2 separate regions of the Homo sapiens genome follow, and region 1 is linked to region 2. A link is a loop called in an ENCODE intact Hi-C map of the cell type or tissue named here. Cell type or tissue: Caco-2. All regions are shown on one strand.

Evidence for each region. Hi-C counts contacts between places; a loop is a spot of excess contacts. Peaks named below come from ENCODE experiments on the same cell type or tissue, not always from the same donor. Only the 100,000 strongest peaks of a DNase experiment are listed, where the experiment ranks them.
Region 1: it touches region 2 in a loop (2.6-fold over the local background); 3 of 110 quality-filtered maps call a loop at or near these places.

What each region holds. Positions count from the first base shown.
Region 1 is chr13:47,928,744-47,936,743 of GRCh38, reverse strand. LINC00562 (long intergenic non-protein coding RNA 562) reads left to right here and starts at 4,122. Exons shown (of 1, transcript NR_047492.1): 1 at 4,122-6,591. In Caco-2, no CTCF peak of the experiment used is centred here; no DNase peak of the experiment used is centred here.
Region 2 is chr13:47,795,821-47,803,820 of GRCh38, reverse strand. No RefSeq gene overlaps it. Among named protein-coding and RNA genes, the nearest start is that of LINC00562, 130 kb to the left of the region's middle. In Caco-2, a CTCF peak has its summit at 4,644; no DNase peak of the experiment used is centred here.

The DNA.
Region 1 (8,000 bases), 130 kb before region 2:
AGTTCATCAGTTGAGAGTGACAATTCCAGAGTGACCAGCTGAGCATGTAATATGAAGGAAACTGGAGAAAAGCCTCAACTACTTTATGATTATTCCTATGATTTGTTCTTAAAGCAGAGAAGCATCTTTTTATTTGTTTTTGATATCCTTGTTTGATGAAACCAGCATCGTTTTAGAAAAAATATCTTTGTTTTAGTAAAAATGACACATACTCATTGAAAAAATAAACCCCTTCAAAACTGGAATGATACAAGAAAGTGCAGACAAGTAAAGATCACCTGCAGTGCCAGAACCCAGAAATAACTAATGTTAACAGTTTTGTAAACAATCTTCTGGTCGTCTCTAAATATGAGCATATGTGGATAGATATGAATACACTTTTATATAAATAGGATCATAAACATAATGTTCTATAATCTGCATTTCTTCAAATAAGGATCTTTCCATGGCATCAAATATAGGACTACATAATTTTTAATAGCTGCACATACAAGAGAATGTGTATATCATGGTTTATTTAACCTAGCCTTGCAATTATTGACATTTGGTTTATATGTCTTTAACATTATAAATAATAGGTGAACACTCTGGTGCATATGTCTTTCAGCACATGGGTAATTTCTCCTTAGGGTAAAAACCTGTAAGTGGAATAGCTGTGTAAAAGCATGAACCGCTTTCCAGAAAGTCTCTTTTGGTTACTCTTCCATTCATAATGCACAATAATATTTCCATACTTGATAACATTGTATTGCTAATTCCAATGGGCAAAAACCATGTCCTGTTTAATGTTGATTGAGCTTTCATCTGTTGACTGGGCATTTGTGGAAGTGTATGTGTGTGTGTGTTTGTGTGTGTCAGCGTGTGACTTCCTTTTCATGTTCTTTTTTTTTTTTTTTTTTTTTTTGCGACGGAGTCTCGCTCTGTCGCCCAGGCTGGAGTGCAGTGGTGCGATCTCGGCTCACTGCAAGCTCCGCCTCCTGGGTTCACGCCATTCTCCTGCCTCAGCCTCCTGAGTAGCTGGGACTACAGGCACCCGCCCCGCTAATTTTTTGTATTTTTAGTAGAGACAGGGTTTCACCGTGTTAGCCAGGATGGTCTCGATCACCTGACCTCGTGATCCGCCTGCCTCAGCCTCCCAAAGTGCTGGGATTACAGGCGTGAGCCACCGCGCCCAGCCCTTTTCATGTTCTTTGACTGTTTTTCTATTGACTGTTCATTCTTCCTAGTATTAATAACTTTTTGTATATTTGAGATTAACCATTTTTGCCTATTATGTATTTTATATATATGTCATATGTCATTTTAAATATAATGAAATGTATTAGTCTTTGTGGTTTCTAGTTTTCATGATATGTTTTGAAAGGCTTAATTGTTTTGTTACAAAGTCTGAACTTGAGTTATGAATGCAAATTTCCCCTCTCAAATGCCTAATCTGTTTCCCAAACACCATTTACTTATCCCTTAAGGGATTTACTTTTCCCTATTTGATCTATTTCCCACCAATTTTAAAATGTCATCTTTATCATATACTAACTTCCTGTATGTTCTTGCGTGTATATGAAACTGGCACATACAGGGAGACTCTTTATTTAACTTTTACTTAAAGTAGGAGGTAGGAAAGAGATCTGTTGAAACCATGACAGAGAGTGTTGCAGCGCCTGTCAAAGTTATCCTTGCTTATTTGTAGAAAAATTGAACTTTCCATTTTCCTAACTTTCAACTTGCAATTGAATGACACTGATTCTACTAGGAAAAAAGTAAAAGCTATACTATTTGATGCCAGATGTATGACTGTGGGCTGATGAGGAAGAACTGGAAACAAATGACAGGTGATTCACTGCTTTGTGTCTGGTGTGCCATGACTCTCTTGAAGGGGGGCAGTGTTGATCTGAATCTTTTTGTCTAATGCTTTTTCTTCCTCTGGGAGGGATGCTGAAGAGGGGCAGCTGAAGGAGCAGTCTTAAGCAAATTGGTCATGGCTTTCTTAAATATTGTGATTCGATTGATATGGAACATTTTTTCAGTCTGTGAGAGACTTTTCATTATGGACTAGCTCATAAAAAACCGTAGATTTAATTTGCCCAGGCTGTTGGTTCTCTTGTGTTTGTTATCATACGTCAGCATGAAACCTTTGGCCTTTGTGGAAGCCTTGTGGAGACCACTGAACAGACTTGGAGCCATATCTGACTCGCCTGCCAGCATTCCTGATGTTCAGTGCCTGTTATTGCCCCTCTCCATGGCATTCTCCTCTGTGGTTATGTGAAAGGAAAATAAATCACTAAGCCAAGGGAAAAATCAAACTGGGAGCTATGTCAGGCAAACCTGCCTCCCATTTTATTCCTAAATAACATAGCTACATACCTCCCTCGCAATTTGCCACAGATCCTCGTCCACAAGGAAATTCACTGTGGACAAAGGACAGACAGAACTCAAAGTCATCCCTCTGAGACTCACCTGAGACAAATGCATATCTGATTGCTTCCTTTGCCCTATTGTTTATGTAAAAATGCAGATTCACTGAGTCAGACTAAGTTGTGTATTGAGTGGAAGGCTCATCAGGACTCAAAAGAATGCACCCTAATGTCTTTTATCTACTTCTAACCTGGAAGCCCCCACATTGAGTTGTCCCGCCTTACCTGGCCAAACCAATGTACATCTTACACATGTTGACTAATGTCTCATGTCTCCCTAAAATGTATAAAAGCAAGCTGTACCCCAGCCACCTTGGGCACATGTCGTCAGGGCCCCCTGAGGCTGTGTCACGGGTGCCTCCTTAATCTTGGCCAAAAAGACAAAAGAAAAACTTACTAAATTGACTGAGACCCGTCTCAGATACTTTGGGTTAACAGTTAGGTTCTACCCTTTGATGCCTGTTTACTTGACTGTGTACTGAGACCAGTTGCTTCACTGAACATTAATACCACAACAGGCAACGATTTTGTTTTGTGGTAGGGTACTTGGCCTAGTGCCCATTTTGTAGATGTGTCATTGCTGAGAAGGCAGAACAGTAAGGGGATTTAAAAAATTTATACACTGTTATACATTGTCACTGAAATGCCAAATGATTTAGCTTTTGTTATTGTCACTCAGCCTGCTTACTTGAGCAGGGTTTGGCAAGCCAGTAATTTAGGGGACTTGTGAGTGAAATACCATGTGAATAAAGTCCATTGTTTCCTTAGTTAGAAAAAGGCTAATTGACTTACATGCTGTTTCTGAGGTGAGGAAGTTCCATTAACAAAACGAAACCAAGCCAAAGAATCCAGTGTTTCTCAATTTAACCTAGTCAAATATCTGACATCTCTTTGAGAAATGGATACCCAGTGTCAATAATCCTATGAGGTTAATGGCAGTTAAACAATGGTTTGCTTAAACAGTAACTGGCAAATGCTATAGGGCAAAGCCTATTTGTGGTGTAGGGGGTGCTTGCATCAGTTGATCGGCTATGCTGTATTCACTTGCTTTCTGAAATATCTGTGGCAGGGACAAAAGTTCCTATTTGGTGCTCACTTTGGACTTTTATTTTTGTTTCCTTTGCAGTTGCAAAGATCTTTTCTGTAGCCTCAGCTGATCTAATGCAGTGGTTCTCAGATTTCAGTGTACATAAATCTTTTGGATGCCTGTTAAGCATACAGATTCCTAGGCCCATACCCAGCTATTCTAATTCAGCTGGCCTGGCAACAGGCATGTTTAATAAATTTCTTAGGTGATTCTAATGCATGTGTTCCTTTGAAAAAAAATTGGATTGGGTCAGGATGTAGGAGAAAAGGAATTGATACCGTTTTATGCATGTGTTATGTACTAGATCTGGTTATGGCAGGATGCCTCATTTCAGTGGTTCCCTTCTAAACCCCAAATACCATGTCCACCTGTTCGAGACATAATATCCCTATGTTTGTGAGAACCTGTGCTTAGGGAATGATTCCTTCAGTTTGAAGCTTCTTATTGTCCTTTAAAATGCAGATATGCAGGAGGAGATATCTTTTTATGGCTTAGCAGAATGCTGCTCAAAGCGCCAGTCTCTGAAGCTCTTTGTTCCTGACTTGCAACCAGGTAAGGATCTTTTGCCAGGATTTAAGTCAATTATGTCATGAAGCACACTATTTAGTTCATCTGAAATATATTTTTATCTTGGTAGCAAGGTAGCAAGACTTTTCCAATGCAGGAAGCTTCAGTGCTTTCATTTATATTCTGATGTAAGTTATCTTATTGCAGACCGGTAACAAACACTGTCTTCACAGCCATTTGAGCCTTAGGTATGAATGGAGCAGCTTTGGGTGGAGGGATATCTCCATGACTGGGTGGGAAAAGGTCCAGAAAGACAACATTGGAGTCACCAAATACTAACTGTTCACTAGGCTTGGCTGTTATAAAAGCTGCCAAAATTCATGCTTATGGTTTGACTGGATTTCTTTTCTCTGCTTAGTATGCCCTTCAGTAGAAGTGCCAAAAAAAAAAAAAAAAAGACAAACCCAGTTATATAGCCCAAAGAAGAGGATTAAGTTAGTTATCTGCAGCCTCTGGATTGACTGTGAAGTCTGTTTGAAAATGGGAGTGTTGGCCAGTAAAATGTTTCCCTAAAAAACTCGAAGCTGAGGCCGGGCGCAGTGTCTCACGCCTGTAATCCCAGCACTTTGGGAGGCTGAAGCGGGTGGATCATGAGGTCAGGAGATCGAGACCATCCTGGCTAACACAGTGAAACCCCGTCTCTACTAAAAATACAAAGAATTAGCTGGGCGTGGTGGCAGGCGCCTGTAGTCCCAGCTACTCGGGAGGCTGAGGCAGGAGAATGCCGTGAACCCGGCAGGCGGAGCTTGCAGTGAGCCCAGATAGCGCCACTGCACTCCAGCCTGGGTAACAGAGCAAGACTCCGTCTCAAAAAAAAAGAAAAAACAAAACTTGAAGCTGAGTGTTTCTGGGGACTCTCATGAGCATTTTTGACCATCAATTTAGAAGAAATATTCTGATATTACTATTGCATTACCATTATTTTATCTAGATTAAATTGCTTCATTTCTTAAATGGTTCAGTCTAAATGGGAAGACTTGATAATAAACAAATAATAACTAAAAGGATTAGAAAGATTCTATGATTCTAGAATTCTTTCAAGTACACAGTTATTTTAGAGATCCACTTCCAGTATTTATTCACTTCATTCAACAAATATTAAGTGCACACCTCCTATGTGCCACACAATGTACCAGGGCTACATGGTATACAATGATCAATAGGAGACATGGTCCCTTATGGTGTTTGTAATGTAGTGGGGGAGATATAAGCAATTAAATCCAAGTCAATGTATGAATAAATATATAACAATGAATCGTGAACCTCATACGAAATGAAAAGGCAAATAGTTAATAATTGTCAGACATAAATTTCAGTTCAGTTGAATTCAGCAAATGGTTTTTGAGCATCTATTTTGTGCCAGGCACTGTGCTTAGTATTAAGGATACAGAGATGCATAGGAGAACATTCTTGTCCTCAGATCCACTTGGCACTATACCTGAGTAACACCTACGCCTCTCCTCAACTCCCATTTGATTTTGTTGGTTGATTTGTGTAGGTTTGGCTATTTCACCTGCTGTTCATTCCACACTCTTAGTGTGTAACAGTGAGGTAGGGCTTTCTGGTACCTGTTTGTCTGCAGATGTAGAATCAACTCTTGTGTTTGTGAATTTGACTCAGAGAAAATATTTAAATGATTTGACCTTTGAGATGCCCAGCTGAGCTGCTGAGCGGACACAGACTCAACAGAACTAAGAATTGTTGAACATCTATCATAAAATTATAGGCTTAGATTCAAAGTGATCACAGGATATGCTCATTTCTTCCCTTCCCTTCCCTTCCCTCCCTCCCTTCCTTCCTTCCTTCCCTTTCTTCCTTCCTTCCTTTCTCTCTTTTCTCTTTTTCTCTTTCTCTCTATTTTTCTCTCTTTCCTTCCTTTCTTTCCTTCCTTTTCTTTCTTTTTTTTTTTAGCTTTGCTTTGCTTTCTTCTTTCTCAGGGTCTCCCTATGTTGCCCAGGCTAGACTCAAACCTCTGGGCTCAAGCAATGCCCCTGTCTCAGCCTCTTAAGTAGCTGGGACTACAGGCATGCACCACCATGCCCAGTTTGCTCATTTATTTATTGTATCTGGGAGTCTTCCACATGCTAGGCACTGTTCTAGGCACGGGGTAATAGCAGTGAACAAAACAGACACACACCCCCTCCCCTCATGCAACTTGCACCTCACCCAACGTTTAACATATCCTGACAGTCGGTCATTCCTTTCAACTTAAACATCTTCACTATCAGAGAACTCATCTCCTTATGGGGAGTTGTCTCATTTTTAAACAGTTTGAAATATTGGAAAGCTCTTTATTATACTGATCCCAAATCCTTTTCCCTGTAGCTTTTACCTGCTAGTCTGACTAAGGTTCTATATTTGAACCAGTTTGGAAATAGCTAATCCTTCTTTCTGGGAACCCTTCAAATATTTGAAAAAAATACTTGTGTTTCTTTTAAGGCTCCCCATTTTGTTAGCTGATATAGAGAAATATGTGTAGATACACGAGTACTTGGATATCATCTAATAAAGCAATTGCACCTCGAATTTTGCTTGTTGGGTGTATTTGTCCTTTAGTTCTCAGAATCTATGAAGTGCAGGCATGTTAACCATCTCTCCATCACGGTTGAAATAGAAACTTACCCTTTCATGTGCAGTCATTTGATGCTCACAACAATCCTGTGTGCCAGGTGTTATCATCACCATTTAACAGATAAGGACGCTGAGATGAAAAAGTTAAGAAGTGGCTTACCCTGTGTGTCATAGCCTATGACCTGAACCAGGCCTTCTGCCTTCAAATTTTATGTTTTTTGTTTCTTTCTTTCTTTTTTTTTTTTTTTGTATTTTTTTGTAGAGACAGGATCTTGCTATATTGCCCAGGCTGGTCTAGAACTCCTGAGTTCAAGCCATCCTCCTGTCTCAGCATCCCGAAATGCTGGGATTACAGGTGTAAGCCACAGTGCCCAGCCTCATGTTCTTCATACTCTATTACTACCCACCTCCTCCATACCTTGCTGGTCTTAAAGTGGAAGTGATGTTAGGCTTTAGAATTTCTGACATCAGATAGTTGTTGCTGGAAGAATAGTGAGTTCAATCTACAAAGGATCCTTTTCTGCATGTTAGGAGAACTAGATCGGAGGGCAGTTCCTGGTGGCGCCCACTGTGCCTTACCACTCCTGGGATTCGTTTCACTTATTCCTCTTCCCTGCTTCCCTTCATTTCCCTGCCTTTCTTTTCTATTCTTTGTTTTTCTTTTTGCTTTTCTCTTCTGCTAATACATAGGTTTTACTCTCATGGTCTGAGCTCTGACTTCAGAGCTAAAGCATTCTTTGTCATTGGCACGAGCAGTGGCCAGACTCCAAGTACCTCTGAGTCTGCAGAGGAGGTGCAATAAGCATACCCATTAAGCCACCAAATTGAAAAGTATTTGGAGGAAATTGCTCCAGCAGTAGATTCTATGCTCCATGTTAGGGGGCAGTGAGAAAATCCCACATAAAGTATAATATACAACTTAGTAAACTACAGTAAAGCTGGAGGGAGTTTTGGTTTAGGACATAGATACCAAATGTATAATGGGATGGTGCTGCTATAGCTTGGATATCTGACCCTCTAAACCTCAAGTTGAAATTTGATCTTCAGGGTTGGAGGTGGGGCCTCGTGGGAAGTATTTGGGTCTTGGAGGAATCTCTCATGAATGACTTGGTACTATCCTTGAGGTAATGAATGAGTTCCCACTCTATAAGTTCCTGTGAGAGCCTGAGAGCTTGTTGTTAAAAAATGTCTGGCACCTCCCTTCTCTCTTTTGGCTTCATTCTTGCCATGTGCTTTCTGCATATGCAGCCCCTATTCACCTTCCAGCATGAGTGGAAGCAGTCTGAGGCCCTCACCAAAAGCAGATGCTGGCTCCATGCTTCTTGTATAGCCTGCAAAACCATGAGCCAAATAAACCTCTTTTC
Region 2 (8,000 bases):
TTCAAAATCTTCAGGTGGTATTTTAAATGTCTTTTGTTGTCCAAATATTATGTTTTTAATTTTGGAAAGAGGTTTTCTTTCCCTTGGAGGAGAACTAAAAAACTATATTTTAGGATAAAATGCTTAAGAAAATGACTAGAATAGAAATGCTGGGTAATAAATTTTTTACTGAACATTTATTATGGACACTATAAGAGGAAGCAATAGTTATAATACTGTTTTCATTGGATCATTAAAGGTCAGCAATTGCTAACACTTCAAGACTGTGAGAAGTTTTTAGGCCAAATTCTTATGTGCAAAAGCATAAATTCTCCCAAGGTTTTACACTAGTCAGACTCCTGATTAATGTTTAGATAAGCCAGTGAATGTTGGTGTGGACTAGTTGGATAATTAAACACCACATGACATAGCTTACCACTCTAGCTTCTGTAAATTTTAGAGATATTCATTCATCAACATTTGACTGTAACCAGGATTACAGAAGTCTAAAATATCTCTAGCTTTCCTACTTTGTGACAGCATCATGCCTTCGGTAGTTGTGTTAAGCCGTAGGGTGAAAATTTTCTATCCTAGAGCAAAATAGTTTTAAGCTGGTTGTTTGCATAAGATTGATGACTTATTCTGAGGGCTTCAGGGAACTTTTTCTTCATTTCAGTGGAAGCCTTCAGAAAGTGGAACTGAAGAGCTCAACTTGAACACATTAAAGAGGCTTTTTACAAACAATTCATTTTTTACGGTTCTGAAAAACCTTACACCTAATGATTGCTACATCAGCACATATGAAGATTTCAGTACTTAGCATTGCAAAGCAGTTGCTTGACATTTAGTGATGGGAAGGGGCATCCAAAGGTTATGCCACTAGTGAAAGAATAAATGACCCTAGAGGAAAGGAAGTCAGAGGCAGATATGGAATTTACATGGCTCTGCACTGGGCGGCTGAGTGCTATGGAAAATAGAGGAGAATAAATTAATTGGGAAAATGTTGGCAGTGCCCAATATATATTAACTGAATTTAGCAAACCAAAAAAACATTCATTTTAACTTCAATTAATTAATAATTAATTCAAGTTAATTTAAATCTCCTTTAAAAATGTGTGCAACTTGACGTATCTAGACCTGAGCTGATCATCTTCTCCACCTTCCCTGTCCCCCAACCAGCTTCTCCTCTTGATTCTTTTTTCAGTTAGTGGCTCCTGTGCTCTCGAGGTGTCTCAACCCAAGATCTGGGAGTTATCTGAGGTTCCTCCTTCTTGGTTAGCCTCACATTTGGCACAAAGTCTTAATCAGTGTTACCTCCTAAGTATTTCTTGAATCCATTTCTTTCTTTGAATCCACCAGCTTCATTAAATCACTGCAAATGTTCCTGCCTTATCTCTTGCCACTCCTTCTTCTCACCTAGAAAACATCTTGGTTTTCAAACTTGCTCCAAATATTGCCTTTTTCCCATTAAGATTGGTTTTTAAAACATTGGTTTTCAAAACTTGCTCCAAATATTGCCTTTTTCCCATTAAGATTGACTCCAATTCCTCATTGTGCAGGTAAAACAGTGATTCACAGCCTTGGCTGCACTTTGGAATCACCTAAAGTGTTAAAAAAAGAAACCTGATCCGCCCGCAGATATTCTGATTCAATCGGTCTGGAGTGCCCCCTGTCATGGGAGTGCTGAAAACTCCTCAGGTGATTCTAAGGTGCAGTCAAGGTTTGCAAACCACAACATTAAAATAATCTCCCCCTTATTTTGCCTCCTCTGCTGTACCTTATAACAATATTCTGAAACCTGGTTAAACATCAACATCACTGAGGTACTTTAAAAAATAAAGATTCTTGGGGTTGTGGTGGGCTAACTTTAAGGTGATACCTGTCAAGTCCACCTTTTGGTGTCCACACCCTTGTAAACCCCCTCCGTGAGTTTGGGTGGGGTCTGTGACTTGCTTCTAACCAGTGGAATATGACAACGGTGATGGTGATCATATCAGGTTATGTAAGAATCCTTGCAAGTGGACTTGCTCTTCCCCCTGCTGGCTTTGAAGAAACAATTGGCCATGCTATGAGAAGGCAATGGAGAGGGCCATGTGGCAAGGAACTGTGAGTGGCCTTTGGGAGCTGCGAGTGGCAGTGCTTAGGAGCTGACCAGGGCAAAGGAGTGGATTCTATTTAACAGCCCCAGTGAGCTTGGAAGATTTGTTGCCAGTTATGCCTTTAGAGGAGACCTGAGCCCTGGTGGACATCTTGGTAGCAGCTTACAGAGGACCCATATAAGCTTTGCCCAGAATCCTAAGCTGCAGAAATAGTGAGATAATAAATATGTGTTGTTTTAAGCTGCCAAGTTTGTGGCAATTTTTAATGCAGCATAGAAAACTAATATATAATATGAGGCCTGGCATGGTGGCTCACACCTGTAATCCCAGCACTTTGGGAGGCTGAAGTGAGTAGATTGTTTGAGGCCAAGAGTTTGAGGCCAGCCTGGGCAATATGGCAAAACTTGTCTCTACAAAAAGTACAAAAATTAGCTGGGTGTGGTGGCTTGCACCTGTAGTTCCAACTACATTGGAGGATATGGTGGGAGGATTGCTTAAGCCTGGGAGGTCGAGGCTGGAGTGAGCTGTGATCGTGCCACTGCACTCAGCCTAGATGACAGAGCAAGACCCTGTCTCAAAAAAAACCAAAAAAACAAAACAAAAAACAAAAACAAAAACACAAAACAAAAAAACTAATATAAGGCCTTTTAACCTTTTTCTTTATAACCTATCCTACTTAAGGCCTCATTTTAACGTGAAAAGATGCAGACTACTTCCCTGGTCAAATATCTGTATGCCTGTGGAATGACCTAAGAGCTGTCATCCTGAAATCCATTCAGGTTAACCTCAGGACCCCCAATCCAGCTCTTCCATTCCCAAAGCCTTTGTATAAGAATGTGCTGGTAATGAGAGCAAAGGCCAAACTCATGGTGTTTTCGGGGTCTTCTGATCTTACTGGTGATGCTTGGAGGTAACCTCATGTGGAAGGAAATGCCAAGGTGTACTGTCAGGTGGTTCCTAGGACTTGAGGGGGCGGTTACTGAAATGAGAGGGCTGACTGACCTGGTTAGTGAAACCAGTTCTGGTAAAGAATCACCACTCATCTTTTTTCTGATGTGCAATCTTCCTATTGAGGTTTGAAAGCTGAGGGCCAGGTGATAATGTTGAGAGGCCTCTTTTTGGGCTTTCTCCTTTGGGATGCCCCCTTTGAAACAGGTACTAGGGTCCCTATTTTCCTAACCCAGCAATGGAGTAGATGATTTTCAAAGCAGAGACTGTTGTCAGCTATATTTAGGCAAAGATTTGATGGGCATGTCAGGGAGGAAGTGGCAGGAATTCTACACTGGGCAAGAGATTGGATGATACAACTTTCAAGGTCTTTTCTAATCTAAGATATTTGATTCTAGGAGCTGCACTACTCCTAAAATAATTTAGTGAGAAGGAAATTAGGATCTAGGTAAATCAGATGGTCATTAGTACTAGTCTGCTGATAAATGTCCACTCACCTCTCCTAGTCCAATAACATCTATAAGTTGGCAGGATGTTATCAGACTTTCTAAATCAATTGCCTATTAGAGTTCCTTTAATCATTATTTTAGATTTTTAAAATGCATATTATTCCAAAATGAGATACCATTTTGGCTCCAAAGAAACATATTTCTGGTAATTTACATTTGGTTCCATGAGTCACCTTACACATTAGCATTCAATTCACTATTTTTTGTAGTAAACTTTCTAGTAATTATCTTACCTTGAATTCTACATTTAAACGATCAATTTTCTTTTTGAAATACAGTAAAGAATAAAATATCTTTTCAATAGGGTTTCTTTCATTGTATTAGAGATATCGAACATAAACTTGGAATACCTAATGAAGAGTCACAGAGTATTTTTCTTATCATTTTTTTGATAAATTTTCTTATCATTTTCCTTATATTTTTCTTGAAAGTAGTAATCCTTTAATACTATTGAATCATCAATTTCTTTTTAAATATTGAGTGGGTTTTTTTTTAATCACATCACTTCTGACACCAAATCAGGGGATTTTCACCTCCTGATACCAAATACATAATATCTTTTCCAACACCACTTTTCTAACTCTTTGACAGGGCTCAATCCCACAAGACTGTCCCATTTCAGATGCCAACTGCAAGTCCCAGGCCAACTGTATTTCTGACTGACAGGCTATAAATTCGGGATTCTCACAACCCTCAGGTTTGGTAATCTGCTTAAATGGCTCACAACTTAGGAAGGTACTTTACTTACATTTAATGGTTGAGTTGTAAAGGATACAGATGAATTGCCTGATGAAGAAGTATATAAAGTGTGGTCCAGAAGGGTCCCAAGCACAGAAGCTTCTGCTCTTGTGGAGTTGGGATGCACCATTTTCCAGAATCTCAGTGTGTTTACCAACCCAGAGGCTCTCAGAACTGTATGACTTAGGGATTTTTATGGAGGGTTCATTCCATACATTGTCTTCTGTCTGTGTATGTGTATCTCAGTGTCTTCTCCTTATAAGGACTCCCACCAGTCATGTTGGATGAAGGGCCCACTCTACTCTAGTATGACCTTATCTTAACTTACATCTGAATTGTATCCACAAAGCCCCTATTTCCAATTAAGGGGTCACAATTATAGTTTTTGGGGATTAGGACTTTGCTTTGTCTTTTTGGGAGTCATAATTCAACCCATAGCACCACCTATTGGGGTTAGTTAGGAAGCATTGAACTTGAATACCCTGAATGCTGCACTGAGGGCTTCAGCTGTAGGCATTGTGAGCCCATGAAGAGTTCTGAATGTGTGTGTCTGTTGCAGAGGAAGGCTCATACATAAAGGTTATTAAGTTGCCAGCTGACAGTTGGGAAAACTGGAAAGATAAATTATTTCAGGAGGGGAGGACAGATAATTAGAGTTGGAAGGGACCTTATAGATAAGGTGGTTAAACCTCATTTTGTGGATGAGGAGCTAGTTAGGGGATAGTGACAATGGTGTGAGGATGGATGATGGAGCCTGGATTGCTGTGGCCTGGTGCTGCCTGGTTCCTGCCTCCTTTTGCCTCTCCAGAAGCCACTCAACACATGCGCCAGCTGTTCTCTCAGCTTTTGGGGTCTGATTCTAGGAGATCTAGCTACATACTGAGGGATTTGGCATTAGCCCCCTTCTAACCTCATGTCACAGTCCTAATAATCTGTTTGAGGTTCCACATCCCTTGTGTGCTTGCTTGGGCATTGGCTTCTGTGTCCTCCCTGTGCCCGAGTTCACATCCTTAACACTGGGCCTCTGTCTTCTTGTCAGGCGCCTCCCCAGGACCCACTTTGACTTGTGAGCCCCACAGCCTGCTGGAAGGCTGCCAAATGCCAGCTTTCTGCCTGTGCACCTGGACAGCCAGGTTGCTCCTTCCCCTGATCCTGGAACCGAAGTCTGTCGCTCTGTCCTCCAGATGTAGACTGTCTGCAGCCTTTTGTCTTTTGGGTACTTTTTGCTGAATCATCTGGATGGAACGTGCAGTACCTTTGTTTCCCTGCTGCCGGACCTGTTGTAGAAGGTGGTGATGTTCTAGATGCCTGCCCCTCCCAGTTTTCCCTCCCCATCCAGTTAACCAGAGTGGGACTAACTGTTGAGAAGGGATGGGAAAAGCCTGGAGTCCTGTCTGACTCTGGGGTGAAGAGAATCTTTCCTAATTAACCATTTCAATGCACTTAGAGGAACAAAATATATAACAGTGTGTGTGGTGTGATAGAGTTTATATTGAAAAGGTGATATACACTTGTATATGTAGAGAATACTTTGGGAAGAATCTACAATCTGGTCATAGTAGTTGCCTCTGGAAAGAGGAACTGGGGCCTTTGGGACAGGAGTGGGAGCTGAGACTTAATTTCCACTGCATTTAACTTAAGCAATATTTAATTGCTTCTATTTTGTTTTTATTATTTATGTATAGAGACAGGGTCTTGCTTTGTCACACAGGCTGGAGTGTAGAGGTGCAATCATAGCTCACTGCAGCCTCAAATTCCTGGGCTCAAGCAATCCTCTCACCTCAGCGTCCAGAGTAGCTGGGACTATAGGCACCACTACCACCACCACACCTACATTCTTTTTTTTTTTTTTGAGGTGGGGTTTGGTTATTTTGCCTGGGTTGGTCTCAAAACTCCTGGCCTCAAGCAATTCTCCCACCTCAGCCTCCCAAAGCTCTGGGATTACACTTGTGAGCCACCTTGCCTGGCCTAATTGCTTCCATTTAAAAACTCTGTACATGTATCACCTATTCTATAAATAACTTAAAAAAAAGCAAAAAATACATGTGAGGCATTTTACTAAGTAAAGCAATCTTGGGGTGACTTTTAAAAATTTGCAATATTGTCATTAGAGAGTAAATGTGTTTGTTCTCTAGATTTAAATGTCTTCATATGGCATTTTCTAGATCAAGCAACTCTGTATGTGAAAGGACCGGTCTTACGTGATAGCAGATAGACATATCTAGTTGGTCTGGGTGTTTAAATGCTGATGCTCTATTTGTGGCTGTCTTTTCTGATGTCCATGTTGCTTTGGGGCATTTAACAGTAAACCCATGTTGTTCTCCTTGCTTTAAAGTTTAAAGTTGCATTCTAATTCTCATGGAGTGAAAGATAAGACTAATTATACTGCCTGTATGACTGAGAAAGAAGGATGACCTTGTCCCATATGCTAAAGGACCTGAAATCTAGAGAACAACTTGACACATCTATTTCCAGCCAGAGCAGCAGTGACTGGCAGGAAGACAAAGAGGAGGCGGGTCTATAAGGAAGACGTCTGGTTGGCAGCGGTGAGTGGGAAACGTGCACGTGGCCACTTGCACGGGGCCCTGCATGGAAACCTGGCCGAGAGGAGAAATGGGGACTGAATTGCGTCTGCCGTGGGTGTGTGACGGAACTGCTATTCTTATTATGCCTTTAGTATTACCTTTGTCTCCAGGCCAGTACATTCAAAGAGACAAGAATGAATAATTATGGGAACCAGATGGGACATTCTTGTCATTGTTGCAGTGTTTTCCAGAACATTGTCACCAAATCCTCAAACAAGACAATATTGCAAATATCTAATTATTGGTCTTTATAATCTTTGGGTGGCTTAAACAATGGAAGTACTTGGAATTGGAAAATAATGGATTAAAATTAGGCATAACATTTACTTGTCTTTAATTACTTCAATTCAAAGAAGAGTACATTTGAGCTGAGTACCCTGTTCTTGCAATTTGGCCCTCCATGGGTGTCCAGTGGCTCGTTAGGGAACAGCCACTAGCAAATGGGAGAGAGGCTCACAGCCCGAGAATTAATCAATTAAATCCAACATGTTTACTGAACACCAGTCATAATCTAGAAACTGGGGAAGATAAATAAAGCGTTGATCTCAGTCTCTGCTGGGAAAGACAGACATTTAAAAAATGTACAGGTCCATAATCCCTGAGTCACGTTTCTGAAATCCAAAAAACCTCATAAAATTGAATTCTTTTTTCCACAACTTTTCTGGCAGCAAAACTTGAACTGATGTGAGTCTATTTATGTATATCCTTTATTTGTCCCACTTAGTGTGGATCTTCATATGTTTTGCTTAAGAAAGATTAACGGGGTGTTGCCCCAGATCCCACTGCAGAAGTTATATAATATTGTTGATTATGCACCAGATTTCTTTCCTAAAATCCCCACAATTCAGAATTCTAAAACATACCGGGTGCCAAGGGGTTGGGATTAGGGTCTTTAGACCTGTAATTCTTCAAAACTTCTTTCTCTGGAGAAGACCCTACTTTGAGGGCACCTGATATCTTCTGGGATGAGGACGTAGGCTATGTTGTCTCTGCTTGCTACAAAGAACTTCAGTAAGTAGTGGCCTCAACCCGGCTTTCTCTAGAACTAAGGTCTTCTTTTTTCTCCAGCTAGAATCCTAAAATTTCCTTAGGTTTTTTTTGAATAATTTACTTTCTTCACTGAAAGTATTACCTTGCCAAGG